Regions from separate parts of the Mus musculus genome. Here regions 1 and 3 are each linked to region 2. A link is a loop called in an ENCODE intact Hi-C map of the cell type or tissue named here. Cell type or tissue: left cerebral cortex. All regions are shown on one strand. Links, peaks and the distances in the headings refer to the core of each region. The heading gives the core; the rest is flanking DNA.

Region 1 (10,631 bases), core at 912-8,911, 150 kb after region 2:
AAGACTCCTTCAACAAGACATCTCCTAGTCTTAGACTTTCCCATCTCCAGAACTGTGAGGCAAAGAGACAGATTGCTTCTAATTGACCTGAGCCATAGTGTTCATTCACCATAGCAGAAGGTAGATAGGGACAAGTCCATCTGCTGCTTATCAAAGCTATGGAGAAGCAGTTCATGGAAAAATGACTTTCTTATTTTTAGGGCAAAATATGATTCATTAAAATAGCCAATTCAGCTATATTTTAAATGAAAAGAAAAGTATGCAGAGAGGAGCATTTGTGGGTGAAAGAAAGAATGACTATCAAGTGGCTATAGAAGATGCAGGTCAGACATAGTAGCACAATGAGAAACAACATATAGGAACACACAGAATTGAAGGGAATGTCCCAGTAAAATAATTGTTCCCATAGCAACCAGTTTTCAGCCCTTTGTCCTCTGCAAATATTCTTTAAAAGTATTGGTACCAATGTCCTGCCACTGCTCTGTGTGTTCGTTCATTCTTCACTAACATTAATTCTCTTTTAAAATCCATTCCACTGTCTGGGTAATTTAATGACTGTCTTAGTGAATCTTCTAATACCAGGAAGACATCATGACCATGGAAGCTTATAAAAGAGAACATTTATTAGGGCTCATGGTCCCATGGCAACAGGCAGGCAGGCATGGCACTGGAGTAGTGGCTAAGATCTTACATCCTAATCTACAAGTTGCAGGCAAAGAAGCACATTGGAAATAGTTCTAGTCATCTGAAACCTCAAAGCCCACCCCCACTGCCACACTTCCTCCAGGAAGGCCATATCCTCAAATCCCCAAAGGCTACTTTCCCAAAAATGTTTCGCCAACTGGGGGCCAAGCATTCAAATGTATGTACCTACTGGGGCCATTCCCATTCATGATTCTTTGACACACAAATATCTCAGTCTTCACTGGAGGATGAAGGCAGTTAAGCTTGGTAAGATCAGAATTTATAATGTGTAACAAATCTACTTGCTACAAAAGTAAGTGGTCTCTGTATATCATGAATGAATTTGAAGGCCAGTGGTGAGGAGCATATGGAAGTGTTTGGAGAGAGAAAAGGCAAGGTAGAAATGCTGTAGTTATATTAATCTCAAAAAGAGGAGAGGGGAAACACATAAGCTTCTTGCACAAGCCTTTAAGAGTACTCAAGAGTTTGAGGCCAGCCTGTCTGCAGAGCAAATTCCAGGACAGCTAAGGCTATACTGACAAACCATGTCTGGGAGAAAAAACAAACAAACAAACAATAAACTTGCAGCAGAGACTCTAACCTTTAAATGGAAACTAACTCTAACACAAACATCAGCCAGGCTTTCTTGGTCAGAATCTCCACATCCCCAGAAGTCCCTGATAATCAACACAGTGAGAAGAGGAGAAGAGGGTATAGTAAAATTAGTAGAGGTTATTTTCCCCCACAAGAAAGGTAAAAGGTTTGATGGTATGTGTAGCAAGGTGTAGTTTTATGAAATAAAGTTGACCAATAAAATTAGTGAATATTCCTCAACATTAGATCAATTCAGAGTTAACTATATACTCTTCTGGCAAAGAACACTGCATAGACTATCTGAGACAAAAATAGAAAATTCTAAATATATCAGCATCTGTTCCATGAGCAATGGCTCCTTTTCCCCCATCAGAGGAACTGGTAGGCATCAGCTCTCCACTGCACCAAATGTGCATAGCCATGTCACTAGTGGAGAAAGCATTGGAGTGGGTGTGGGATTGATGCTCACTCTGAATCTCAGGACTAGGGGCTAAGAGGTGAGAGTCACAGAGCCAAGATCAGGACTAGGGGCTAAGAGGTGAGAGTCACAGAGCCAAGATCAGGACTAGGGGCTAAGAGGTGAGAGTCACAGAGCCAAGATCAGGACTAGGGGCTAAGAGGTGAGAGTCACAGAGCCAAGATCAGGACTAGGGGCTAAGAGGTGAGAGTCACAGAGCCAAGATCAGGACTAGGGGCTAAGACGTGAGAATCACAGAGCCAAGATCAGGACTAGGGGCTAAGACGTGAGAGTCACAGAGCCAAGATCAGCCTAGGCCGCCTACTGGGACCCTAGCGCAACAAATAAAACCTAGAATGGGAGCTCAGGACCCCAGTATTTAAAATGAAGTTCACCAAGGAGCATTCCATGCAGAGTTATGACACAGCAGCGTGTGCTGCATAAATGTGCTGCCCAAAGAGGAGGACACAGGCATGTACTTTATCGCTGGTGCCTGAACTTCTAACACTAAACTGCTTTTAATATGCAGAGCTTATTACTGGCAAATCTTGTGTTCTTCTAGCTCCTATGACAGAATTTTCTCCCAGGAACACTGTCCAAATCTCTAAGATGGTTGACCAGCTGAGGCAGTATGTTTTGCAACCACAAAAGAAGAGGGACACAGGATGTAGTCTGAGTGCAATACCCCCAGGATCATAGCCTAGACTTAGGAACAGTCCCTTTGGAACTAACTCCTCAGGACCAAAAAGAGGAAAAGAGGTTTGTTTTCAGTCTTCACAAGGTATATTTTTAAATACCATATATAAAAATATACCTGCAAAACATACTCTGTGTTCTTCCATGTCCTGACTGCTTTCCCCTGTTCCTTTACTCAAGATAACCACCATCAACATCTCCCCATACTAAGCACAATGACCCAAACCAACTGAAAACCTACTGCAGCACATTAGGTAGTAGGCCGCCCATCTGCCAGTTCAGGACGGAACCAGATGAGCCAGACCATACCAGCTATTACAATCAACCATATCCATAAGTAATTTCATGATGTATAAGATGATACTATTTGCCATAGCTAAGAACCACTTGAGCCTTCCTTCCTAGAACCATATGCTTAGGGGTAAGGAGCTCTTGGGGATTATGTAAAACAAATCTTTTAAGTGCACTACTGACTAATTTAGAAGATAATCTTAAAAGTTTTATGAGAACTAATAAAATCATACTTGCCTAGCAGTGGAAGGATTTGAAAAATAAATAGCACTCATTTTCTTGATGCTAAAAGTCAATGCCCACTCCTGGCCAGGGTTGCTGGAGTTATCCTGAAGGGCCAGCGTCACCCTTCCCTGTTCCAGTCTTTACTATTGACTGGTCTATTTTTTTTTTCATTCTAACCTTGATATTTTGAGTGCTCTCTCGTGTAACATCATGAATTTGTCTCCTCTTCATCTTGAAATCAGTTCTCCACAGAAAGCTTTTGTGGTAGAACTGTGTGCTGCATAAAAATACCATGCTGCCAGTGCCTTGTGCTCCTGGTTACCAGCATAAAATGCTAATTGTTGGAGAAGCTGCCTCACAAAACACGTAACTGCCCTGGCTAACACTGTGCCTCCTATTGCAGTTAGCCAAGGCAGACTGTTCACTCCTCCCATCACTAATTTCCTACAGCCAGAATGCAGGGCTCAATCAACAGCCTGAAATTAGAAGAAGGAGCCATTATAAACCGATCTGTAGATTTTGTAAGAGTTTGAAACAGGACATTAGGGGGAATGCAGTAAAAGAAAGAGAAAAGACAATTTGGCTTTCACCACACCGACTCATAGCTCTCGGAGAGAATCTGGAACTCAGTTTAGACTGGTGTAGACTCAAGCAACTGGGGCTTTCCCACCCAATGCAAAGCATGTTTTTATTACACAACACCTACTTAAACGCACTAAATGGGAAGCAGAACCAAACCCTGTTTGGTAGTATACAGGATTTTCCGAAGATCTAATTGTCATCTAAATGTCTGGGCCCTCTACCTGCTTACTCACTAGTGTTCTTGGAGAAGCCATTTCAAACAATTATGGATGCCTTGTACAAAACAGAGGCTGGACAGACAGCAGCCGGTACAGAGCCCACCATGCTCCCACACGGCACTACTCCTACTACCAAATCTCAAAAACAAGCAGAAGTCCCTTGCTAGCGAGTACATCATGCAGGAATTTCCTGTGCAGATAAACCAACTGCACTGAGTCATGATCATTCTGGGTTATCCATCTTCCCAGACCTGACTTTTTTCCACCTCCCACAATACAAATGATAAAATATCCTATGTTGTGTGGGCTCGTTTCCAACCATCTGTACAAGTAACATGACCACCCCCACAGCAGCTCAACTGTAGGAAGAGAGCTTAGCTGAATGAAAGGCAGTCTAGAAATGTTACGGTTCCAGGAGTTCTAGTCAAGCACAAGAAATCCAAGTCTTAACACATGGATTGAGCTCCAAGCATAATAGCATTCCCAGGAAGCCATTTTTAAACAGCAACTAACTACTAGTTACTTGGTAGTCTGGGACCTCCTCAAATGTAAACCAGCTCAGGAAAAGAAAAGCCAGTAACTCAGGCTCATGATGCTAATATCTTCACAACTTTCCAAATGGGTTACAAAAATAAGTGTGAAGTCTCTATTAATGTCAAGAATTCCCAATAGTTTAGCTTTTTGTATTATCAGTAGCTGTTTGTTGATTCACATTAGCCCCCAAACTAATAGTTTTAGGACAAACTATTTTACAAAGAATTTACTCATTGAAAACAATGGAGTTGGGGAGGGAGAAAATGGAAAATAGAAAATAGCGGGGGGAAAAAAGAAAACCAAACAAGACTAATCCTAATTTTAGAGGCATTTAATGTCCAGAGAGAGAGAGAGAGAGAACATTAATTCCACAGACAGAATTTAATTTTATTTACTTAAAAATGTCACGTCAAGAAAATCCTGAAGGCATTCATCAGAAAAAAAAAAATCTTCATACTGGCCAAAGTGCCTAAAAGATGAACATTTCCATTACTAAAATGAAAATAAAAAGCAAGAAGAAAAACTAAGTTGCTATGGCAAGAAAGGGTCTAACAACTATGGAACCGTCTCAGTTAAAATGTCTATGATTGTGTTTTTACTTTACGCAAACTGGATGTGTCAATGAGAATTTGAATTTGCAGATGAGTTGCTTTTTTAAAGTCTGCAACACCCCCCACCCCCGGGCCGAAAACTAAAAATAGAAAATGTTGCTTTCATTCATGTGAAATAGTTTACAAAGAAATCAATGCACAATATCAGGAAACAAAGGCAAGACCTGCTCCGCATCCCTGAATTATTGTTCCAGACTGACACTACACACAGATGGCGTTTGCAGACTTCAGCTTCCTCAGCAAGAGAAGCTGGAGACGGGCTATTTAGGATTGAAAACAAATGGACTGCAGTCAGGTGGGCAACTGATCATTTCCCAGCAGATGACCTAAGTTCTCAGGGCCCAGTAGTTTATTGATAGCTAAATAAATTTAAAAAAAAAAAAAAAAAAAAAAAACAAGCTCTCCCATTGAATGCAAAATTACCTTTGCTTCTTGGTAAGAGCTTAAGAGAGACAAGGCTGTTGGAACTACAGAGATTGCCAACATGGACTAGCACTAAAAAGGACTGACAGACAAAGCTATTTCTTCTGTACCCCACTATGAATACTAAAAGAAACAAAGCAAGAAGCAAACCCACAGGTATTTTTTTCTCCCTATAAATAGTGATAGACTCTGTCCACCCTCACTAAAAAATCAACAGGTTTGGGTTAGTGAGATGTCCCAGTCAGTGAAAAGGCACTTTCCATGCAAGCCTGGTTGCCTGAGTTCAAAGCACTGTACCCATAGTAGAAGCAGAGAGCCAACTGCCAAAGGTCTTCTGACCACATGTATGAGCATACACACACACACACACACACACACACACACACACACACACACACACACACACACAATCATAATCATCAACTAAATTTTAAATGAAAACATGCATCAATTTCCTCAGAAGGTAAAAGTGGCAATGAGTATTTACGAAGTCTGGTATAGTATCTATTAAAGTATCACAGAACCTTTAAATAAAGAATTAAAAAATGTATGACTTTAAGACAAATAAAAGTAAACACATAAACATAAAAAACAACCATATACTAGCTGGTGGCTACTTGTATTTAGAAAGATTCTCTTTTCAAATCAAGCTTAAAATAATACCGTGTATGTGTGTGTGTGTGTGTGTGTGAATTCTATTTAGATTTCAGACATGCTTCTACAATAAAGAGGACACTGGCATTACCGCATTTACTTCAGTAAGTAAAACTCTCTGGAATGAGATTAGGTATAATTGGTAGCTGACATCAGGGTAAAACCTGAAACCACTAAGGTTCCCTCTGTAAAAATAACTCTTAGCCTCCCTCAACACATATACTGCTAACTATTAAGTGGACAAATTATTATTAATAGTCAATTTAACACATAACAAAATAAAGTCCAGGCTTAAGGAAAACACACTGTAACTTAGGGTATGAGGCACTAACACACATGACTGGTAGAACACCATCTTACAAGAACAAGAGATGTTTACTGAGCCTTCATCAGAAACAGCTAGTTTAAGGCACTTAAAATTCAAAACAGTGCCAGAACACACAATTCCGTGTGTCCTAACTTTACAGAGGAAGTCATTGAGAAGCTAAATCATCTGCCTATGGTTAATAAGTAAAGTAAGTTAGTAAGTAAAGTAAGAAGCCATCCCAGCAAGCCCAGCGCTTATAACACAGTACCCATGCTGCTTCATTATACTGTCCAGCAGCATGCTTTAAATGTAGGCTATTTTTAGCAGGAAGGGGCTCAGGGAAAGGTGGAGAGATTGAGATGATATTGAAAATCAAGTTGAGAACATGTGTTCCATGTGTTAAGACTCTGCTGATGGGATGAGGGTTAAAGGGACAGTTGGTATTCAGAAGGGACATCAGATAGAAAGATTACTAAAGCTATGAACAGCTAGGAAAATAAGAAGGTCCAAGTGGAAGACCCTGTATGAGAAAATGCATTTTGGAAAAGAGCAAATATATACAAGGTAGTGGTAGGAGTTAAGACAAGATAGGAAAGTTGGGACCATATGGTGGCTGGCTTAGAACACCCAGTCCAGGAGTTTATATTTAGTTCAAAGAGCAATGAAAAATTACTGAAATGTTTTTTAAACAGGTGCTGAGCATTAAGGACCATAGTCAATAAACTAACTCACACAACAGAATATGAATTGCACAATTCCAAAGCAATGCTAATTTTAAATCACAAAAAAGAAAGAAAATGCTTGGTAAGGAGAAAAACTGTTTGGAAGGACACAAGGGGCCTTTCTAAAATAACAGGAATGTCAGGTTTCTTACTTTGGGAGAGATCAATTATGTCAGCTGTATATCACCAAATTAAAAAAAAAAAACAAAATGCCATGTGGAGCAAGCCTGGGCAAAGCAGTGGCTCTGAGCCTTCCTAATGCTGTGACCCTTTCATACACTCCTCATGTTGTGGGCACCCCCAATCAGAAAATTATTTTTGTTGCTACTTTGTAACTTTAATTTTGACTGTTATGAATCATAATATGCAGATGGTCTTAGGTGACCTCTGGGAAAGTGTCATTTGATTCCTAGGGGAGTTGTGGCCCACAGGTTAAGAAATTCTGGGATAGAGAAAGAAGAGATTAGGAGAAAAGGTGAAGGAGACTATTACAAAGACCCAGAGGAATAGTACCAGAAGCCATGAGATGGGATATGAAGAGAAACAAAAAGGACCAGTATCAAGTGAGAGTGTGTGTGTGAGAGACAGAGAGACAGACAGACACAGAGAGAGAGAGAGAGAGAGAGAATTGATATAAAAGTATACACATAGAAATTACAATTTCATTCCTGCCACATGGCAGATACCAAAGCTAATGCTTAGTTTTAATCCCATTCTTTCCCTTCTGTATGTGCTTTAAGTTGCTGCTTCTATCCTTGTTTACACTCTATTTTATATCAATTAAATGTATTCGTTACATAACTACCAAATGTTTGTAGCATGGAAAATTTTAGCCATTCAGGAGATCTGTCCACTTTACACATTATAACAATGCCACAAGATTAATTATTACACCCATTTTTCGGGCAAACAAAGCCAATCTAATGGATAAGGTGCCTAAAACAACATCACAAATGTAGGCTATCTTACTTGCCTGACAAAAAGCACAGCTTCCTTAGCATTGTGCTATATAATATATGTTTATATCGTAAAAATATTAACAAAATAGAGCTGGCAAGGACTAACGCAGGAAAGGGATGATGTCAGCCCAAATGAACCCTCAATATAGTGAAATATTCACCTTGCAGGTTTCCAGAGGCTACATTAGTTAACTAGGTTTAATTTCCTACAGGACCACCACAAGCTTCCCATAGCAGGAACGGGGAGTTTGATGTGAGCACTTGTGGCATTACGTGTACAAACTCACAAATTCATATTTATAAGATATGTGCCATATGCCATTTCAGGCAATTCGATCTCTATCAAATAAAGTCATGAAACCTGCAGATTTTGAAAATTATTACAGGTAAAGCAAATGATCAGGGAAAGTTCTTAGAAATTTAAGTTTTAATTTTTAAAGGTGACAAATGTTACAGCAAATCTATTTTGAAGGAAGTTTTGCTTCATCTCTGGAGATCAGGAAGAAAATGGATATATGGGAGTCTCTGGAAAGCTGGTGACCCCAGAGGAAGACAGGAAGGCTTAGAAAGGAGATCTCTTTTGTTCATTTTTCTATTACATAGTACTTTTTCTAGGGCCATGTAGCTGGTTAAGTGATGTAAGTATATTCTTCTCTGTGTATTCTTTTGTTAATGGATTAAGAAAGCAGCTCTAAGCTCTGTTTTTGTAATTTTATAGCTGAATTTCCTATGCTGGACCAGAGTCAAGGCATAAATGAAGGGAGACGCGTGCTACCTTCATGAAAGCATGGGAACATGCGCTCAGCTGACACGGGTGCTTCCACTGGCCTGAGCACCTCATCTGATCTCCAGGTCACATGTGTTGTCATCACCTGACCTCCACACGTGCACCACTATATTAACATGCCCATACCCATAAAATACAAGATGAAAACTCAACTGCTGGGTAAAAGAAATGAGCATCCCTATTCACACACACTAACTGCGATCACAATGGATCACTGCACACACATCTAGAAGAAAATATAGAGGAAAAATATTCTCAACCTGAAAGTAACATAACTTTTTACATAGTGCATTAGAAACTGATAAATAGGCTTGGTCAAAACTTAAAAATCAACACTGTTAGGAAAACACAAAAACAACAACAAAAACTACATGCTATAAGAGAGTATTGCCGTTATCTAGATTTAACAAAAGTACTGTATCAAAGCATATGAGGAGCTCTCAAAACTCAGTAAAGACTTCATTTTTAAAATAAGTTATTTAAATGATATCTCATCAAAAGATGACATACAAAGGACCAAGAAGTGTGTGAAAATCTGCCCAAGATATTTCAGAGTGAGAAAATGCTCACTGACATCACAGTATGCTATCACACGCTCACTAAAGGGCATGAATTGAAAATGCTGACAAAGCAAATATTGGCAAGAACAGGGACAAAATCAACTCCCCTCCCCTGTGGTAAAACACATACAATGATCCTGGGAAATGGTTTGGCAATTTCTCAAAAACGGCACTTCCAGGTATATAATTGTTGAGAAGGAAAATGAAAGCCTGGGGTCTGGGGATGCAGCTCTGGGAGGAGCTTTGCTTAGCACACGTCACGTCCTAAGCTCAATGCACAGCTCCACAGAGTCCAACAGCCAGGTAAAATCAAATCATAGCTAAGAACTGAAAACATGGCCACAGGAGGAATCCTCACAGAGTATTTATATGGGAGCTTTATTCACAAGAACTTAGGACAGGAATAAACTCTCTGTAGAACCAGGACTTTTATTTCTGTTATTCAACATTAAGAACTCTCAATAGCTCCAACAACATGGCTGAAAACATGCTGAACAAAAAAAGTATACAGTGTATTTTTTTATACAAAATTGTAACTAGGGTAACTGGCTTTAAAGCATAGGGGACCTCTTTGGTGTGATAAAAGCATGTTTAATCTAGATTGTAATAATGCTGACTACAAGAATATACACATTCCATCAAACTATACACTGAGACTGAATATACTTTATGTAACATGAATCATGTTATTTTAAAAACTGATTTCCCGGGGCTGAAGAGACTGCTCAGTAGTCAAGACCACTTGTTACTCTTGCAGAGGAACCAGGTTCTGTCCCCAGCACTCATGGAGCAGCAAATAACCTGCTCCAATATTGGAGAGATCCAATATCCACTCCTGGCCACTGGATGAAACAGGAAATAAGGTGATGCGCACACATGCATTCAAGCAAAAGACACACAAAATAAAAGTAAACAATGACGTGGTTTCCCTTAAATATTCTGCATATTTCATAATACCAATTTAAGTAATAAGTATTTTTCCTTTGATTCATGTGTACTGGCATAAAAAATAAATTTCTACTACACAAATTTATATTTATTTGTATATACTAATTTAGTATTATTGTGTCTATACTAATTTTGTATTGTAATGGCAAAAATGAATAACTAATATTGAGATAGGATACAAGTCTAAAATATTCACTTTCTGAAACATTATATTAAATATTTCCAAATCCCTGAGCAGTGCCTCTTTAGTCTAGAAACTACTTGTGGCAAACTCTATTTTCCAGATAAAGCTGCTATTATATTTTCCATATTGCATGCTCTTCTGCAATGTGACCTTGCTACTCACACCCTCACCACAACACGGTTTTTCTTTGCCTCT
Region 2 (10,631 bases), core at 1,790-9,789:
AATTCACTCATAATGACTTATCTTTAAAGCAATAAATTAGCGTGTCAACCCTCAATGGACAATCTTCTTTTATCAGTATATGAATTCACAGAGAGACTCACAATTGGTCAACATTCAGAGAATGAGAGTCTGCAGTTCTAAGCCCTAAATGTGACATCTACAGCACCCCTGCTCCTAAGGTTATGGGCAAAGAAAGGGCAGCAGAAAGATTATAGAGCCAGAGGCAAAAATACTACATGAAAATAGTCTGTCCAGAACAGGGCAGTTGGACACATAAGCTCACAACAGTTGTACGTGCGCAAGATCAAACCAAACAAACATCCCAACATGGAGATGGGAGGTGATCAGAGAGTCTCAGCCCTAGATGTGCAACTACTGGAAATTGATGAATGGTAAAAGAATGACTTTTCTTCAAGGATGGGGCTCCCTTCCGAGAAGCTATCCGTGCTTCAGTAGATGCCGTGACCCGTATACATACTCGCAGCACTGATCAGATTTAATGGGAGAAAAAATAAGAAAAACAAAACCTAACAAAACAAAACCCCATAACACAGACATGATGTTGGGAGAAGATATGGTGGGGGGAGGTAAGAAAGGAATTGAAGTAGAGGGAGTGGGAATGACTTCAATTAAAATCACATTGTAATAACTCAGTGAACACAGAGAAGTCAAGGTGGTGCCCACTTAGAGCTTATCCTCCTACTGTCTAGTATTCATGGTACTCAACGGTACTTTGCACACCATCAGAAGATACAGGTAAATACTAACCCAGCCACCAATTATTTTAAACACATGCAATTAGGGCACAAAAGTTGTTGGAGTAACCAACCACTGTGTGACTGGATTTAAGGCCCACGTTATGAGATGAAACACATCTGTCACTGCTCCAGTGGCCAAGAACCTGAGGCTAGATAGGCCATGGACCTACAGAAATTACCAAATACTACTGTCCTGCTAAAGGACCATAGCAATAAAATCACTCCTAAAGACATTCTTCTATCCTCATAGACCAGTGTCCCACTTGACCATCATCAGAGACGCTTTCTCCAGAAGCAGATGGGAACAAAAAGATCCACAGATGGACTATGTGTAGTGAGAGACCTTGGAACACTCAATCCTAAATGGTACATCTCCATCAAATCCCTTTGAAGTTCAGGGAACTTTGCAGAGGAGGAGGTCGAAGGATTGTAAGAACCAGTAGGCATGGATGACACCAAGGAAACAAGGCCTTATAGTCAGAGCTGATGCAGATGTGAACTAGAAGACTGTGGCAGCATGCACAGGGCTTGCACTGTAAGCCAGAAGGAGTCCCTGTGCAGAGATGTTCAGGTAGACATGGGCTCCCATCCTTAACCCAGAAGCTATCTCCAATTGACAATCATTTGCAAAAGAAAAATTAATTTTCTCTAATGTACTCTCACTGGGTATAAAACCACACTTAAAGGCAGGGTGCTCAAATGGTCAACATAGAACAAACTCAATGTTATTTTTGGAGGGTTTTTGTTTCATAATGCCTTATCTGGGCACATTTTGACCTTACAGATCTTTTGCTTACATAGAATGGTCTCCAATTTTTTTTTAAATAGGATTTCTATGTGTGCAAGTGTATGCATGTTTCTGCATCTGAACATGTTTCTTACACTTTTTCTTTGGCTCTTTTTTTTTCTTGTAGTTTTGTCCTATTCTGGATTTGCCTATTTGTTTTCTAGTAGAGAGAAAAAGTGGTATGGATGAGTAGTTAGGAAGGTGGGAAGATCTTGAAGGAGCTGGGAGAGGATAAATTATGCTCAGAGTATGTTGTACAAAAAATTGTATTTTCAAGAAAATTTAAAATTATATTTAAAAAAATCACATTGTATAGATACACAGATTTCTCAAACAATAAGAAAAAATATACAAATACCCTTTGTTAGGAACATATACTCATTGAAAATAAATATGCATTATAATAAAACTATAATAAATAATAAAACAAAATGTAATTTTAAAAGAATTGTTGACCACCAGGATATCTACATGCCCTTGACAAAAGGTAGTAAGTGTTAGGGAGACAGAATGGTTCCTTGGTGTCCTTGGGATGCAGGCCCGTGTCTCCAGGGACAGCACACATAGTCCACAGTATAGGCTGTGAGGTGATGCCCTGCTCCCCTCTAAGCTCCTCTGTTCTTGACGCATGGATATGCTCTCTACAGCACCAGGCTTATATGTGCCCCTTTGTCAGCTCAATCACAAAATCCTCAAGAACATAAACTTTGCTGTCTTGATCTTAATTTGTCTCGATACTCCCTTTAAAGCACCTTTAACATACATATGCTAACTTAAATTCAAACATTATTTCCCAAGAACAGTCTCAAAGTAAGCACTCCTGACCTAGTCAGAGTAATGAGGGCAACAAAAGCAATTCACCCAGGAGACTTAGCCCGGCATTCTCGCTATATCTGTTTTATGGCAGGAATAGGTTATGTCTATAACGGAGATTTATACTTCTTATAGTTCCAAATAGAATGTTGGCTGTAACCAACTGATGAAGGCTAATAACAACAATGTGCTGTGTTTGGGGCCAAGCTTAAAACGGCTGGCAATATCAGGTCTCAACATGTGCAACATTTAAATTAGAAAGGCATGGAACAACATTTCACATCCTACTTGTCAAGAGGAAAATAAATGGAAGAGGGCAGATCCCTATCCACAAGTATGCAGAAATCAATTAGGCTAACTGTACTTTGCAAATCAGAGCACATGCTCTGCCTGTCTGTATTAGCGACTGGGTTTCTATTAGCTAAGTCAGCATTCTGTGCTATCTTGCCTGCATCCTACCTCTAACATCCTTCCCAGATTCTCAACCACACTAGTTGAAGAACAGCACTTCTAAAGGTTTCGGAAGCAACTTTTCAAAGTCAATTTGTGTCAGAATTGTGTTCCTTATGCCTGATACATTAGCACGTAAAGCCAGAGCATAGGGAAGCAGAGGGCTCTCGTGTGTGAATGAGTGGTGCCTGCTCCCGCAGGCATGAAGAAGAGCTGGCTCATTTAGAGGAAAGCTGCCACAGAAACCACTCCAAGTGACAGACTGCCAAGGTTTCCCTTTTCAAGGTATAAAACTCTATAGTAACTTGAGGAAAAACAACTCCCAAGTTATCCTTCACATAGATACTAATGCAAAGGAATTAATTTGTTCACATTTCTGGAATGTTCAATACCAACACCATTAATCATATGAAAACCATCAGCAAAATATAGGGATAAAAATATGAAAGAACAGGGTAATTAAATTCCAGCACCTTAATATGACAGCTATCAAGTTACTCTCCAAAGCCCAACAGCAGAAAAATATTTATTAGCATAGAAAATGTTATGATATTTTGCTAAATAAAAAAAACAGTCTGTCATACTATACATAGCAGATTGTTTTGATAATAAAAATTATGTTTGGATATTAAAAAGCATTGGAAGACATGAGGATAAAAGTTAAGAATAGCTAAATATTTACTATTATGGGAGATTAATTTCTTTTGTGTTCAAATTTCCATAATTTTTGTAATAATCATTATTATTTTCCTTTATCACTTTCCTATATTATTACTTTCCTGTATACATATGGATCAGCAGTAAGAGTACTTCCTGCACTTGCAGGGTCCTCAGCTTTGCTGCCAGAGCCCACACTGCCTCCCAGTCACCTGCAACTCCAGTTCCAGGGAATTTATGCCCTCTTCTGCTCTGTGCCAGCTCCTGCAGGTTCATGCTGCACGTAAAAACATGCAATCAAGCACACACATATACATAAAGTAAAGAAGGAAGTGGACAGACCTGGGGAATAGAGGAGTTCAAGGGGAGAGCTGGGAGGGGAAAGATGATATAAATCTAGTAGTCTCATATTTGAAATTCTCCTCAATAAAACACATATTCAAATGTAAAAAAGTGACATTGATATAGAAGCAACATATGCTGAAGTTCATTGTTGACTGCTCCTTTCTCTCAGCAGCATGCATGTAATAAGATAAAGTATCTCCAGGAACTGTGGTTCATTCAGCCATTCTTGTCATGCAGAAGGAGGCATCCATGCCAGGGACCCTGTGTTGCCTGCTTCTGCCTGCCGCCTGCCTTTATGGATTGCTGCTTAGAATCCTGCTCTACAGTATGGCCATGAGTCTGGTTATGTTGCCCAGTTTCTTTGCTCTTCCTTCCACAGGCCACACCTACTCCAACAAGGTCACACCTCCTCATAGTGCCACTCCTTATGGCCAAGTATTCAAACACATGAATCTATAGCGGTCATTCCTATTCAAAGTACCATAGTGTCAAAGTTTAGAAATGAGATATGATGATATGGAAAACTTCTACAAAGTACCAATGGAGAAACACCTGTGCATACACATTCACTGGACAGCAGATCATTTTACTAGTCAATAAAAGGTGAAATTCTCACGTAATTGTAAAGAAGAGTTCTGTTATCCTGGAGAATTCCCACACATAACTGAGTCAGTTTCTAGGTTAAACCCATGAGTAGTTTTATCACAGCACTTGATCTGGCTACTGGGGGCACCAATTGACCAACAAGGAAATAAGCATAAAGCAAGTCTGAATAAACAAACAAATCTTCATCTATGGTCACAGGTATCTGCGTCTCCCCGGCCTGCTCACCCATTCATCAGTGACTTTCCTTCATTTGTCGTTCTGACAGTATATCCTAAGGAGAAATATGAAAGTGCCAAAGTAGGGTAGGCCTTAGGGACAGAGATGGACATACCCACGATGTTTTCAGGTTCATAGACATGGGATTAGCCACAACTTATATAAAGATATAGAAGGACACACCAAGTCCTCCAAAAGAACAGACATAAAACTATGTAAAGGCTCAAGGAAAGATAGAACAGTATGCACACCGTATCTCAAACACACAGATCTTGTAGTATGTACAGGATGCCCCAAGACAAAGTGCCCAAAAACTACCCCAAGGGCATGAATGCAAATCATGCTATGCTTCTACCTTGATCTTTGATCCTCCATAACCTTTGTGTGGGAGAGAAGGAGGAGGAGCAAGATCATGCCTATGCAAAGAAAGTAGAACATACTTAGCAACAATGACATAAACAGACACAACTGTCTGTAGAGGTTTACAGAAATGGGATGACACAACAGTAAGATGAAATGAGCAAGAACGACAAACGTGGGTGTGCAGAGATGCCAAGACCAGAAGTGAGGCTAGACAATGGCCCTGGAGCAACAAAGGGAATAGGTAGTACTTAGGCTCTGGTGAAGTGTGAACATTATCATCAGAGTAACTGCCTACATCAACACATAACAAGCATAACCCCAGAGACTCATAGGAAAACTGGGGGCTTAGGAGGTTCAGTAGCTAACTCATGGCTGCACAAGTTGCACAGGACAGAACTTGCATCAAGAACTCTATCTTGATGCTTTCTGCTACTATCCGAGGAAGGGAAATAAGAAAACACCACTCAAGACATCCTTCAGAATGTGTCCTCTATCATGGGATTACTCTATATTTTCCAAACTTTCAGACACAGACTACTCTATTCAAAGGGAAAACAAGCAATCAAAATACTATGTTGACTCTACGGTGAAGAAAAAACCTGGGTTATGTGGAGAGAGAGCTGAAAGCAGTTTGCAGACACATTATAGCTTCTAAAGTGATCCAAGGCACTGCAATGGCCTAGAGAGAATAAGACTTTGAGAGAAATGGGGGAGGGGAACACATGCCAGACCAACAGGCAGGGAAGAAGCAGAAGTTAGAAAATCCTTAGAAAGTTATAGACATAGCCAAGGGGAAATGAGTGGAAGAGAAAGGGACTTAGGACTGGGACTTAAGTGTCTCACAGAACATGAAGTGGAAGGAGGAGCTGGGTGAGGCTGGGAATGTTGCCACTTAGGAACACAGACTAATGTAAGGTCCTCAGCTGGGATTTCAACACGGGGGCAGGGGGCTTGAAGAAGTGTGTTCGCAGTGGGAAGGTGACAAGCGGAGTCTAAAGTATCTGCAGAACTTTCCTAGACAGATGGCCTGTGGGAGTCAGGTGTGAAGTCTAAAGTCTAGAAAAGAAGTTTGGGAAGACAGGCAGGAGCTGAGCTCTGGAACCTATGAAATTCTACAGGAGAGTTTTAAGCATGAGAAGAAAGGGCTCTCCCCAAAACCAGCATGAATAAGTAAAAAGGACACAGAGGAGTGTGTCTGGGACTCAGGGGTAGAAGTGGCGTGGGGTTGGGGCTACCTCTAGATGTAAGAAGTGGCTGGAGGCTGGGTGCTGTGACTCACTGCTCCAGCAAAACATGCAAGATGCACTGGGTTAATGTCCAACAGTTCCTAATGAAGAAGCGTGAAGGTCTGCCAGAGGAACCAAAGGCGGAGGAGAAAAAGCAAAGCAAAACAAGATAAAACAAAAACAAAACCACGCCAAAACAAAACAAAAACAAACAAAACAAGACAAAACAAAACCAAAAACAGGATGAGGGCTAAGAAGAAGCCATAGGATCTGTTGGCTGAGGTCGGGGCAACTTTGGAGCCCTTGGCTGGAGAGACCTTCCAAGGTGCAGTACCAACATGAGCAACATGCTTTGTTAGAAAGGACTCCTTAGGGACTTTCTATGCTTGAGAAATCTGACTTTAAAACTGTTTTCTGTTCCTTTTCCTTTGGGTTTTGCTTCTACAACATATCTCCTTACTTTCTTGCAAAAATGACTCTGGAACAAAATATGGCTCGAAGAAATGTATACTGAAATAATATTTCTGCAATATACCACTGATATACAATATCACAATCTGGCAGCATATTTTGAATTCTGCTTCCATGCTTCAGGCATCTTTAAATGCTAAAACTCACTACACATTGTTTCCTAAATTGGATTAAAAAGCGATTTTTATCCTCTGTCAATCAGCTTTACCAAGATATAAAGAGAGGATTGCTTTAGAGTATACATGAAGTAGAGTTCCCATCATCCTAACAATGAGTGCAGTCACCTCATTAGCATATATACTGAGATATTTTTCCTTCACATCCCTCTTGAAATCACTGTGAAATGAATTTTTAAATTGACAATAGATGAACTTTTTGAAAGAAATAGTGATTTTTGAAGGTAATGCATTTCTGTCATAAATTTAATCCTTTTTAAAATTTTCTCACATCTTAATATGCAGAGTTTGATTAAAAACTTAGTTATCAATTAGGTGAAGTCCTTCCATCAGGCTGTCCTGTGGGTAAATTGAGTTTCAGTGATACGGTAAGCATCCTTCTCTGTGAGGAAGGAACATCAGGAAAAATTAAGACAAAAGTTTTCCCCTATGGCTGTTTGTGATTTCTCTTGAGTATTCCATCCATATTATTTCTCACTGCAGGGAGCTAGCCATGGCTCCTCAGCCTGTCTATGCTGTTCAAAGCAGTTGTGGCACCTCCAGTTCTATGGGTGGGGGTCAGTCACTTGAGAGTTTCCGAGGTAGTGGTGGCCCCTGGACATCTGTTGTACGTTCTTTAGACTAGATGCATAGGTGGTTTGTGCTGCTGGGTACTGTAGACTGGCTATGAAATGTCCCCAGGGCCAGGTGTCTCCTTTCTGTCTGTTTCCCTGTACCTATTAGATAGGCAGTTTCCTCCTCCATAAACTTCTGCTGAAATCTATGCTGCACCACAGATCTAATGGACAGCCAACAGGCCCAAACCTCTGGAAGTGTGTGGGAAGCAAATCTTTGCATTTCCTAAGCTGATTGTCCCACTCACTAGCACACACCGGGAAGCTGACTGCGCATGCTGGGTTAGTCGACTCTTCACTTTCAGCTGGAAGAACTCTGGCCTTGTTTATTAATTAAGGTCTCCAAGATTTCTGCGCGAGGGAGAATGTTGGTTTTCATTTCCATGCTTCCTTCCCTTGGAAGCTAAACTACTGTGAGTGGTCAAGTGTAAGCTGAGCAGTCAGGGACAGTGCTGGGACAGCAGAGAACACAGGGCTTGGGGGCCTTCCCAGCCACACTTTCTAGTCTGCCAAGGTTCAACTGTTAGGGTCAGCATGCTTGAGGGCTTCAGGGCTGAGAAGATGCTTTGTTCATTCTGCATATTCTGGGGCTGGGTTGAGTATCACACCAACACTCAAACTCAAGCAGTTCTCGACCTGTGGCTCGTGACCCCTTTAGATATCCTGCATATCTGATATTTAAATTATGATTCACAAGAGTAGCAAAATCACAGTTACGAAGTAGCAATGAAACACTTTTATGATTGGGGTGCACCAACGTGGGGAACTGTATTAAAGGGTTGCAGCTTTAGGAGTGTTTGACAAGAGACTGAGGTGCATAGTTTACATATCAAAGCAGGCCTGGCCTCCAGGTTCTCCCAGTATCCTTCCTGGCAGGCCTGCCCCTAACCTTGAACTTTCTAGCCCAGGGCTGGGAATGTCCTTCCTCCAGAGGCTTCTCCCTATATAATTCACACATTTTGGATTTAGTTCCCTCACTTGAGTAACAGAGATGATAATATGGAACATTTAACAGTATTGTTACAGGAAATAAATGAGTGGTATAAAAATAACTAAAAAAAATTTAATTACCTTAATATTATGAAGGAACTGTCAGGAATTTGGTGGTGATTTAGTGGATCATCAATAGGAGCTGAAGGATTTATAGCAAGTATGCAACTTGTGTGTGTAGGTATGTTTGCTACAGTGTTAGGAACTAGAGTGTGTATAAAAGATGTCTGGAGTACCCTCTATTTAGTATGTGTATCAAAGTTTTGTGGTTAATTCTAAAACCTTAGTTTGTGAAATGTAAACAGGTGGAGTCTCCCTACAGTACAATCACCAATCAGGTGAAACTGATGGAAACTAAGTGACCCTAGGTGCTCTGTCTCTGATGGGGATCCTGGCTGTCAGTTTGACCAGACTGAGAAGCACTTAGGTAATTCCTAAAGCACATCTCTGGGTTTACCTGTGAAAGCGTTCAGAGAGGATTAACTGAGAAGAGAAGACCTACCCTGGATGTGGGCAGCAACATCCCCTAGGCTAGGGGCCCTGATAAAATAAAGGTAGCAAAGAAGAGAGTTGAGCAGCAGGGGCACATTCATTTCTCTGCCTGTTTCTCTCCCACTATTCTCTTACCTCCTTTCTATTCTCTTACCTCCCAGGTTTCCCACTTATCCTCTTCATTTCCCTCTCTGGGTTGCCATGATAAAAGCTACTCCATTCTGCTATGCTCCTCCTAATCTGATTAGCCAAAATAAATAATCTCTCCCTTTAATTGCTCCATCGGATTATTTTGCATGATAGCAACATTAATGCAGAAAATGCATACCAGACAAGCAGGGTCATTGTTGTGATATTTGACAGTGTGGTTCAGAGGCCTTTGAAACTGCTTTGTGGTAAAGAGTTGGAAACGTTTGATCTAGAATGCTATAAGCAGAACATAGTAGGCAATTCTGATGAGCCTTCATGAGATGAGAATGCCCGGGAATGTAGTTAGGAAAGGCTATAATCATAGGAATTGGACTAGACATTGTTTGTTATTCATGCCTTAATACTCTAAATGAAGCAAAGTTGAGTTTAAAAGTGGTAGATTTAATCTTTTAGTGGAAGAAATTTCAAGGCCACCAATAATTCAAGTTATGACATGGTTACTGCTCGCTGATTTTAGCCAAGTTTACAGTGAGAACTGTGATTTAAAAAACAAAACAAAACAAACAAACAAACACCAGCACAGTGGAAAGCTTTAGAAAAGCTTAGAGCTTACTCATAAAAGAACCATGTATAGCTCTGAGGCCAAAGAAAGTATGGCAGGATCATTAAAAGGAAACTAAATACCTAGAATAAGGACAATAAGAAGGGTACTTTGAGGAAATCTTAGAAATTATCCAGACCTCATTTATCACAGGCTTAAAGCTATAAAAGTTTGAACTCATCTGAAAAATGTGTCTTTGAGAAGTCCTCTCCCCATGCACAGAGCCACTAAGAGAAGAGCTGTCTCCAGTCGTCTAGGCACTCGAGGTTGCTGCAGCTGCAGTCCTGGAGAGCTTGTACTGAAGAAGACTTTGGAATCATCCACATTGTGCTAATTATGATAGATATGCAGAATGTAAGAATTACGGATCCTGAAAGCTTCTATGATCAATTCTAAGAAAAGCCTGGGAGGCCAGGTAATGGGTGTCAGGGTCAGCTTCTCTTCAGGTGGCCTCCAAAGGGTGAAGAGTGAAGCTATGACAACAGAGCCAGAGGTCAAATGGAGAGGACACCCTTGGAAGTTAGATTCTAGGACCCAAGCCCATCTGAAAAGGAAATCTACAGGCTGGGAGCAGAGCCAGTCTAAGAAGGGGGCCTTGGGCCTACAGCCAGAAAGGTAGTAGTGGCTCGACTGCCAAAGCCCTTGGGAATTCATTTCATGCTACCATGTGATTCAGATACCAAACTTGGAGTTTCAATATTGAATATTTACCTAGGTTTTAATCTTGTACTGGTCCCATTCCTCATCTGTGTTTTCTTATTTAGACATCTTGAAATAGGAATACTTGCTCTGGGCCACTGAAAGTGCGTTACTTAATTTTTTAAATTTTATTTTAAAGGATTTTAAGAGAAAATGTTTGTGTTGAGTCTCAGTGTAGGCTCTGAACTTGAGCTTTTCAACAAGGATAGACTAAGAC
Region 3 (10,631 bases), core at 1,674-9,673, 55 kb after region 2:
TATTTTAGGGTTAGTCTTTAATGTAACGTCTGAGTATCTATAAAGACTTGAAAATAAATTGTTTCAGCAGATCTTGGCTGTCTGCAGGTCATAACCCCATCCTAATAGTTACAATAATTCCTTTAACTATCCAACTATCCACCTTAACAACTCAAGATCAAGCTATCAAGTTGTCCATAACAACCCATGATATTCTTAAAGAAAGAAACAAAAAAAACTGTATACATGGAAATCACATGACTTGTGGAGTAAAAAGTCGGGAAAGGAAAGAAAAGGCTATAAAAGTTGAGAATGAACAAATAAGCTAAAAAGGAAATAGAAATTGGCCCTCAACAATATTCATTTAGCATTCCTCCTAAAGGGTTTTTCATTTGTACATTAAGAGCAGAAATCCTCTTACAGAGTGGTGAGAGTCAGTGAAATGAAGTTCTGCAGTTCTAACAGTCTGAAGTCAAGCCCTTTAACCCATATTTTTGTTTATTGTTTTGTTTTGTTTTTCTAGATAGCCTTGGCTGACCTGGAACTCACGCAGAGATCTGCTGCCTCTGCATCTGCCTCCCAAATGCTGGGGCTAATGGCATGTTCCAGGACACATCTGGCATATGGTTTTTTGTTTGTTTGTTTTTTTAATGTAGGTGTATTCTGTCTGCATGTACATCTACATGCCAGAAGAGGGCATCAGATCCCTTTATAGATGGTCATGAGACCACCATGGGATTGCTGGGAATTGAACTCAGGACCTCTGGAAGAGCAGCCAGCCCCCCCCCCTCCCCGCGCCACACACACACAAAAGGCAACATGTACAGTTGTTATCCCAGTACTGGGGAAGAGATGTCAGGTATGCTCTGGGGTATACTGACCAGCCAAACTAAATTACTTGGCAAGTTAAAGACTAGACTCAAAAGATAGATAGTACCTGAGGAACATCAATTGAGATTGTCCTGTGGCCTCCACCTGGACATGCATATGTGCATGTTTATTTATGCACACACACACAATTCTAATAAAATATATTTTATAGTTTGTATAGGGAACATTAGTACTCTTTTACAAATCACTCATTTGGCTAGTTGATAAACAGCCAAATTAAAACCAGTTAATGTTGGGCAAGTTTTAACTAATCCCAGCCGTGCGTGTTGTCTTTCTTTTTTGATGCATGCAGAGGAATAAACAAAAGAAGGTGGACAGTGACTGAGACAAACACCTGAGCTCAACCTCCAGCCTCCAACATGCTGTTTCACTGAAAATGGGTCATTTAGTAAGCCAAGTATGTTCTCCATCATAGAAACTGTCTAACCAAGGCTGGTTACAGCCAGCGCACCCACCAGGAAAAGAGTTCTTTCTTAGCATGCAATATCTTCAATGTCATCCACATTCTGAAGGTCTATATGGTATTTCATAGTCAGCTCCAAGGTCCACCTTATGTTTCTGAGACAGAGTCTCTCCTTTCTCTCTTCTCTCTCCTCTCTATCTCTCTCTTAATCTTCTCTCCTCTCTCCTCTCTCCTCTCTCTCTCTCTCTCTCTCTTTCTCTCTCTCTCTCTCTCTCTCTCTCTCTCTCTCTCCCTCTCTCTCTCTTTTTGACTTCAGAGCTCACAGATTGACTAGACACACTGGCCCAGCAAACCTCTTGAATCCTCCAGTCCTTGACTTTTCAGCACTAAGACTACAGGTGTGCAGCGCCTGCCTTTTACAGAGGGGACAGAGATGAGAATATGGTCATCCCACCTGGGTGACAGGCACTTTACCAAGTGAGCCATCTCTCCAACCTTATGTTTTCTAAAGCATGCTTTAGAAAGTATAATTCTATTTTTATTATCATATGTGCTATGGTTGCAGACAGGAACCTAGCATAACTGTCTCCTGAGGGGCTTCATCCAGAAGTGGATGGAGGCAAATGCAGAGACCCACAGCCAAACATCAGGCAGATCCTGGGAAGTTTTGTAAAAGAGTCAGGGATAAACATGAGCAAGCAAGGGGTAAAGGACACTATAAGAAGGTTGACAGGGTCAACTAACCTGGGACAATGGGGACTAACAGAGCCTGGGCCACCCATCAGTGAGCAGGCAGAAACTGGTCCTATACCCACACACACATATTTGTAGCAAATGTGCAACTTGGTCTTCGTGTGGGTCTCCTAACAAATGGAATGGGGCTGTCATAGTTTCCATTCTCTGCCATTGGCTCCCCTTCCCCTTCTCTGGACTTCCCGGTTGGACCTCAGTGGGAAAGGATGTACCTAGTCCTGCTGGGACCAGATATCCCAGGGTGGGGTGGTACCCAGAGGGACTCCCCTTGGGGGAAATGGGGGAAGAGATTTGTAAGAGTGGGACTAGGAGAAGAGGATGGAGGGGGCCATGATCAGGATGCAAAGTGAATTAATTAATTAATTAATTAATTAATTTACAAAAGAAAATAGAATTTTTATTATAATAATTTAATATTACAGAAATCTTTTTTTTAGGTATAGTACAATTTTCTAGTTCCACATTATTTTCTTTTGCTTGTACAATGGTACTAAGGGTATCCTTAAAGAACCCCCCTTCTCAGGGGATCTTTATAGCCAAACTATTATATAATAATATACACTTTTCTTTTTTAGTCTTATATTGTAGTACTGCCAGAGTCCACATGTTGAGACTAGAAAGTAAATTGAGAATCGGATGGGAGACCTTGGCTGTCTTCTACTCAGCTAGGCACTAAAGAGATCTGAACAAGAATTAAAGCAGTGACACCCTTTATACTTCTTTTGCCTGAATAAGACAGTTCTTTTTCATAAGAATATTTGTTCATGTGTAATATATTTACAATTCTATTATGAAATGAATAAATCTTTAAAAAGTATCAGTTTTAATTTTTAAAAGTTGGTAAATATGAAAAATAAGCTTATACATATAAAATTTTGTGGTTTGAAATAATTTTAAAGGGACCCTGGGCCTATAGAGTTTTAGAGCTATTAACTTATAGTAACACCAATTTATAATTGAAAATTTGAATCATATTATATACAACTTTTCTTCACATAATGACATAGCTTTAAGATGATGATAAGGATGGAAATAAAAAATTCTTATTCATCATACTGTCCTCTGACAAATACTTTGGATCGATCTATTCATTGAATACTTTTACTCTGAGCATTTTTGATGTAAGCAGACTGCAGACTGTACTCTTTGGAGCGCTTACCAGATATGACCTCGAAAAAACACTTCCTAGAACACAGTGAACAGCACAAAATTGTTGGTCAGTAGTTAGATGGTACTTAAGACTCTGAGACTAAATGTTGTCACCCAGGATTGGCTAATTGGGAAGATGAAATCTTTTGATGTTAAGAACAGTGAGTGGAAGAATATCATGAGATAGACATAAAATACCTCTTCTACTCACATGTTGAAGGCCTAGCCACCAACACAACATTCGTTGGTGGGGGTTACTGGGGAAGTGAATGGATCATGAGGGCTTTGGTATAGTCAATGGATTCATACATGCATAATTCAATGTATAACTGAATGGATTATTGGGAAATGGTGGAAACTGTGGCAGTTAAGGCAGACTGGATCATTCACTGTATGCTTTTGAAGGCTCTATCTTAACCCTGGCCTTCACCCATCCTCCTCTTCTTCCTGACTGCCAAAACTTGGGTATATCCTTCTACCATAATGAATTGCCTTAAGCACGACCCAGAAACCATGCAGCCATGTGAATCTGAACTGACACCTTTAAAACTGTGAGTCAGCAAAAATTTTACTCTCTTTTCCTATCTCACGTATTTGTCGCTGTGACTAGACACTAACACAGAATGGTTTTCTAAAATTGAGGACATGTTTCCGAAGGCTATGACATCTGTGTCAACTGGGAGGACAGGAAACAAAAAGAAAAGTAATACTGTAGAAACAGTAAAATACAACAATTGAAGGAAATGGCTGAGACTTAAGGAAAACTACAGAGAGCAGGCCAAACACGTGGCATTTTAGAAGGGCTCCAGACTCTGGGAAAGACGACAAACACTGATCTGAAGGCAGCACAAGAAGCAAAGACGGCCACTACTCTTCACTGGTCTTTTACCTGGACATCAGCAAAAGGTCCAGCTTAGGTTATTCTTCCTACCCTTGATACCCCACAAAATTCCATCTGGGCAAAGCAGCCCTGCAGCCAAAGCTAGTAAAGTCTAGGGGTACTCTGGAGACCTGTGCCCAAAAAGAGTTCAGGCTACAAATGAAGCATACATAAAGTCTTTGCAGAAACAGATCTCCTTAGTTGCAGGAGCTCTAGTCTGGTACTCCTTAACGAGAAATGATTCTCCACTATTAATATCACCACTGCAACCTAGTGTATTTGGGAATGTCTGTAGACAACTGAAGACTGATGGGACATAGGTCGCTACAATACACAGGCCAGTCTGCCTCATCCTACAGGACAGCTTCTCATAACAGATGAATATATGACTCAGAATGTTCACAGAGCTGAGATCTGCAAAACCTGCTCTGAACAGATGATCACAGAAGCTTTTAGGTTCTGTTGGAGAGACAGACTAGTCCATCTTTATGGTTTATTCATATATATAACTTGAGAAGTATGACTAAGGAGTAAGAAGACATCTGCCTTGTGAATTCCATTTCAAATACATTCAAATAGGACCAAGGTAAGACAAATACATAGCTGTTACAAGGAGAAAGAAAAAGACAAAGCAGTGTTGCATACCAAACACCAATGATAAGAACCAAGACAATGGCTTTCCCTTGCATTTAAGACTGGAGAATGTGCAACTCCATTCATTCTGAATAGTCACCACATTGCAGCAAAGCTCCATGGCCAACATGGTCCCTTGGCTCTACCGACTTCCAAAACACGCCTTTTGCACTAAGGCGCTCCTATATGATTATTTGCAAAAGAGTTCTATGTAAACGGAGCTAATGCTCTAATAAAACAAAACGAAACAAACAAAACGAAACAAAACAAAAACCCTGAAACTGAAGTAGTTAACATGTTGTTCTAAGGATGGAGACGTTATTAATCTTGACAAGGGAGGGTCAAATGTACATTTACTTCATCAGTATTTCATGACAAAAATCCACTGTTTTATTTGAACAATTATATAATCTTGAGTCATGGAAACAAAAGGAATTCTCTTTAGCTACCTTCCCAGAAATCCTGTTGTTCTTTCAATGAGAGCACAGCAAGGTAACAGTTTGTGCTCCTTAAGGCTTCTCCAGAAAAACTTCTTTAAATGGTCCTGCTTCCAATGTAGATGGCAGTCTAACTCTGCCATTCCACTTTAAAATCTGCTCAAGGAAAATTTAAACTCATGCATATGGAGAATAGATAGTTATGTCTCATTGAATTAGTAGATCCTCCTGCCTTTATCAGAAGGCTTCCTGGAACCCAGTGTGCTATTCTCTCAGAGGAAATGTTCTGGAGAGACAGTTTATACACATGCTGTTAAAGCAGTTACCTCTTGAAGAAGTATGACTCACTCATCCAAGTGGAGTGAGGCAAGTCAGCCTGGGACAACCCTGTGCTACAGCCCAGCAGCGTTAACAAAAGGAGAGGCATCAACCTCTGTGTTCTGTATGGCATGCTAGGGCACTTATGAAGTTTCTGAAACATCACTTTCAATATTCCCCTTTAAAGCATATCTATCCCAAGACTGGCACTGCTCCTCATACGAATATGGTCAGAGATTCTATTGATGGATACTCCATAGCCTCTGAGGTGATGTGTATTGGTATTTTAAGAAATGAAAGATTGTTTTGATCTGTAATATAAAAGTCATACCTATGTATATGCAAATAAATATTCATATAATATGTAGATATATAGAGATATGTAAATAGAACCCAAAATAGATTATTTGATTGACTTATTCACTTGAGAAAACGAAATTGATTTGATGTAATGACGGATCAATTTCTCTAATCTATTTAGCAAACAGTGAAGGCATGAAATGTCATGCTCTACCTAGCAAATATGCATAGTTCTATGACAATTTCTAAAAATGAATGCTTAAGTTTTAATTTAAAAATAAAATTGGAATTATCTCAAGATGTCCTTCAAGACAACTGGCAAGAAAATCATCTGCATAACTTAAGTAATGGAAAATATGAAGAAACTATAAGCATGCAAATTGCATGCCAAGTGTGCTTGCCTTGTTTAATGAATCTCCTCACCAAGCAGAGGTTTCCTAATGGTGGGAAGCATTATTCCCTGCAAATGGAAGTTTAAGTGAGGAACCCACAGAAAAAATTGAGCTTCCTTGAGTCCAGGGCATGGCAAAGGCAGAGCCATGCCTCTTGACTGCTTGCTAGTGTCTCTCCCCCTGCATCCTAGACTTCCTCTCTAAACTTATATTTGGGCTTGATCAGTAAGTAGAATTGTAGATCGTAAGTAATATTGAGCCAAAAGACAACCATACTATATACATGGTGGATATATTGATTTTAAGCATAAGAAAATAAGCAGAAAAAGACCAAGGGAAACTATTGAATTAAAATAGCTAGAATTTGCTTTTGCTATGGAAATGACTAAGTACATTTTAAGATGTTCCTCTGTGTATTATACCTGCTCCAGGTTAATTAAGGGTAAGAATAAGAGATAAGCAGAAGGAAGGGGAGGAGGAGAAGGAAGAAGAGGAGGAGGAAGAAGAGGAGGAGGAGATGATGGCAGTGACAATAAGAACAAAGGTAAAGGATTAATATGACTGGATGATGTTAAGATGGAGAAAGAAACACTCTCTCACTCCATCCTTTGTTAAGGTCCCAGCTCTGTTCAGCCACAGAAACTGGTAGAGTTTCTTTGTTGTATAAGGTGATGAAACTTCTAGAAGCTGAAAAGTTTTAAGAACAATTTATGTCTCCTCAGAAACCTCCTTTTCTTAAAGTTAGCTCTTATGTGATATAATGAATATGTTTTAAATTTTCTCTTCAATTAAAAGAATTTCATCCTGGGTGAGCTCATATCGCTTTCTTTCTTTTTTTTTATTAGGTATTTTCCTCATTTACATTTCCAATGCTATCCCAAAAGTCCCCCATGCCCACCCCCCACTCCCCTACCCACCCACTCCCCCTTTTTGGCTCTGGCCTTCCTCTGTACTGGGGCATATAAAGTTTGCAAGTCCAATGGGCCTCTCTTTCCAGTGATGGCCAACTAGGCCATCTTTTGATACATATGCAGCTAGAGTCAAGAGCTCCAGGGTACTGGTTAGTTCAAAACGTTGTTCCACCCATAGGGTTGCAGATCCCTTCAGCTCCTTGGGTATTTTCTCTAGCTCCTCCATTGGGGGCCCTGTGATCCATCCAATAGCTGACTGTGAGCATTCACTTCTGTGTTTGCTAGGCCCCGGCATAGTCTCACTAGAGACAGCTATATCAGGGTCCCATCAGCAAAAGCTTGCTAGTGTATGCAATGGTGTCAGCATTTGGAGGCTGATTATGGGATGGATCCCTGGATATGGCAGTCTCTAGATGGTCCATCCTTTTGTCTCAGCTCCAAACTTTGTCTCTGTAACTCCTTCCATGGGTGTTTTGTTCCCAATTCTAAAAAGGGGCAAAGTATCCACACTTTGGTCTTCGTTCTTCTTGAGTTGCATGTGTTTTGCAAATTGTAACTTATATCTTGTGTATTCTAAGTTTCTGGCCTTTCTCTACACAAAGAATAAACAGGCTGAGACATAAATTAGGGAAACAACACCCTTCTCAATAGTCACAAATAGTATAAAATACCTTGGCGTGACTCTAACTAAGGAAGTGAAAGATCTGTATGATAAGAACTTCAAGTCTCTGAAGAAAGAAATTAAAGAAGATCTCAGAAGATGGAAAGATCTCCCATGCTCATGGATTGGCAGGATCAACATTGTAAAAATGGCTATCTTGCCAAAAGCAATCTACAGATTCAATGCAATCCCCATCAAAATTCCAACTCAATTCTTCAACGAATTAGAAAGAACAATCTGCAAATTCATCTGGAATAACAAAAAACCTAGGATAGCAAAAACTCTTCTCAAGGATAAAAGAACCTCTGGTGGAATCACCATGCCTGACCTAAAGCTTTACTACAGAGCAATAGTGATAAAAAAAAAAAAAAAAAAAAAAAAAAAGGCATGGTACTGGTATAACGACAGAAAAGTAGACCAATGGAATAGAATTGAAGACCCAGAAATGATTCCACACACCTATGGTCACTTGATCTTCAACAAGGGAGCTAAAACCATCCAGTGGAAAAAAGACAGCATTTTCAACAAATGGTGCTGGCACAACTGGTGGTTTATCATGTAGAAGAATGCGAATTGATCCATTCCTATCTCCTTATACTAAGGCATATCGCTTTCATAATCTTTCCTTTCCCTCTCCTGTCCTCTGGCTCATCCTCCAGAGGCAAGCTGAGAAAGGTCTCTCAGTCTGCCCAGGCCTGTGTGCAGCTCAGGAACTCAAAGCTGAGCAGGAGGCCACCGCTGTAAGCTCCTGGGTCACTTTGCTTTTATAGAGGCTGTTAGTGATATAAGCTTCTAATTTAGGAATATAGTAGAAAAATGAAGTGCTGACAATGGATTTTTTGAGATAGTTTTTAAAAGGAAAATTGCAGATGCAATTCACATTGATATCAGCTTTTGATGAAAATGATTCTTACTAATGACAACAACCAAAACTGAAGACAAAAGTCCCTTAAGTTGTTTTCCCTTCGAACCACTGTTCTGTCTTGTAGGGATACAGTCATGGCCTCCTTGGGTCTCTCTTGCTTACAACTTTTCCTTCTTCATTCTCCCTTGAACTTCATTACAGGAGTTTAGCACTTGGACTGAAACCCAGGTCAACATGCATGCTCAGCATGTGACCTGCTAATAAGCCAAATCACAATCCCTTTGATCAGTAGATCTTGTGATAACCACAACTAATAAAGTAGCCCGGTTCTCAGGAGTCATGGGAAAGTGGTTGAAATCACTACCATGGGAGTCGCTTATTATAATATTAATTTGAATGTAACTGGATGGCCCATAATTCATTTCCTAAAAGCTATGTACTGAATAAATAAAGCATCTACCCCTTCCCAAGGCTCAGGGCTCACTGCAGAAGGGGCATGAAGATGGACTGTGGGAAGCTGAGGAGTAAAGGACGACAGTGAAGCAGTGTTCTCCAGACATGACAGGAAGTAGAAAGAATGAACTCACAGAGCTGTGGCTGCATTCATGAGACCAGTACAAGATTCGGTCAACCCAAACCCCAACATGGAAAGTGTAGACACTAACTCCCACTCCTCGCTAAGGAGCTATTGGCAACTGATGGCTACTGGGAGAAGGCTACCCATCTTCTAGGAGCTGGCCCTATACCACACACCACACACAATATACCATATACTATACACCACACACCACACACATACACCATACACATACACCATATGCTATACTCATGTACCATACAACATACATATATACCATACACCATAAACATACACCATACACATATATCATACACATATACCATATACATATAGCATACACATATACCATACACCATAAACATTAAATTTTAATATTACATACATATATACCATACACATACACCATACAAATACACATATACCATACATCATACACCATAGACCATATACCATACACTATACACAAACTGGTAGCACTGAGTGGACTCAATGTATAGAAAAACAAAGAACACATGAAATTGGGAGGAAATATTGAGGCAGGAAAATTCTCAAACAATTAAAAATAATTAAAGTAATGGAAATGAAAATACCTTGACCTAAAGTTTAAAAATAAAAAAGTAAATTATCTAAAATGGCCAATCTCATTATTGGTTTCCTGCTGACAGTCGCAAAGGCTGATTCATAAGGATACCTACTGAGATTTTAAAAAATATGTCAGTCACACTATATTAAAAACTTTGTGTATTATCTCGTTTAAACCTTACAGGAAGCTTGCGAGGTTATTGTAAAAACTGCTGTTACTTTACGGATAAGAAAAATAGAGCACAGAATTAAGAAAATTGCCCCAGATTGTTCACTCTGTCAGTGGGTCATTTGGAAGCTGGCTTAGGCACTTATGTGACTATGGTATTATCATGGCTCAGCCTTCGAGGCCCATTTGCTCAGGTCCACTGCTACCAACCCAGGCTAGGATGTAAACTCACATCTCTCATCATCTTCACTGCTTCTCTGGTCCTTCCAAGTCTCCGGGCACACATCGCCAGCCTTCTTTTGATATAGACTAAGACATTGGTGTCTCGTCCTGAGAAGAGAGATAAAACATCAAAAGTTAAAAAACAAATCAATAAAAACCGAGAGCATTAAGTTAAGCAGCAAGAAAAATGCAGAGGCCAAGGAGCTAAAGGGATCTGCAACCCTATAGGTGGAACAACATTATGAACTAACCAGTACCCCGGAGCTCTCGACTCTAGCTGCATATATATCAAAAGATGGCCTAGTCGGCCATCACTGGAAAGAGAGGCCCATTGGACTTGCAAACTTTATATGCCCCAGTACAGGGGAACACCAGGGCCAAAAAGGGGGAGTGGGTGGGCAGGGGAGTGGGGGTGGGTGGATATGGGGGACTTTTGGTATAGCATTGGAAATGTAAATGAGCTAAATACCTAATAAAAATTAAAAAAAGAAAAGAAAAAAAAAAAA

The links. Peaks named below come from ENCODE experiments on the same cell type or tissue, not always from the same donor. Only the 100,000 strongest peaks of a DNase experiment are listed, where the experiment ranks them.
Region 1: it touches region 2 in a loop (3.0-fold over the local background); 2 of 42 quality-filtered maps call a loop at or near these places.
Region 3: a loop joins it to region 2, with 4 times the contacts of the local background. A loop is called at or near these places in 2 of 42 quality-filtered maps.

Annotation. Positions count from the first base shown.
Region 1 is chr6:17,757,515-17,768,145 of GRCm38, reverse strand. The region is part of intron 1 of St7 (suppression of tumorigenicity 7); the gene reads right to left. It overlaps Gm52895 (a long non-coding RNA gene), which reads left to right and starts at 5,999. Exons shown (of 2, transcript XR_003956411.1): 1 at 5,999-6,073; 2 at 8,676-10,631. In left cerebral cortex, for the core only: no CTCF peak of the experiment used is centred there; DNase peaks (open chromatin) are centred at 1,659, 3,367, 4,024 and 5,018; H3K27ac peaks cover 1,089 bases.
Region 2 is chr6:17,909,834-17,920,464 of GRCm38, reverse strand. All of the region lies in intron 12 of St7 (suppression of tumorigenicity 7), which reads right to left. Among named protein-coding and RNA genes, the nearest start is that of Gm52894, 74 kb to the right of the region's middle. In left cerebral cortex, for the core only: no CTCF peak of the experiment used is centred there; DNase peaks (open chromatin) are centred at 2,937 and 5,990; H3K27ac peaks cover 2,993 bases.
Region 3 is chr6:17,854,533-17,865,163 of GRCm38, reverse strand. It overlaps St7 (suppression of tumorigenicity 7), which reads right to left. Exons shown (of 16, transcript NM_001289624.1): 9 at 10,136-10,233. Among named protein-coding and RNA genes, the nearest start is that of Gm52894, 19 kb to the right of the region's middle. In left cerebral cortex, for the core only: no CTCF peak of the experiment used is centred there; DNase peaks (open chromatin) are centred at 4,041, 4,474 and 5,373; H3K27ac peaks cover 2,586 bases.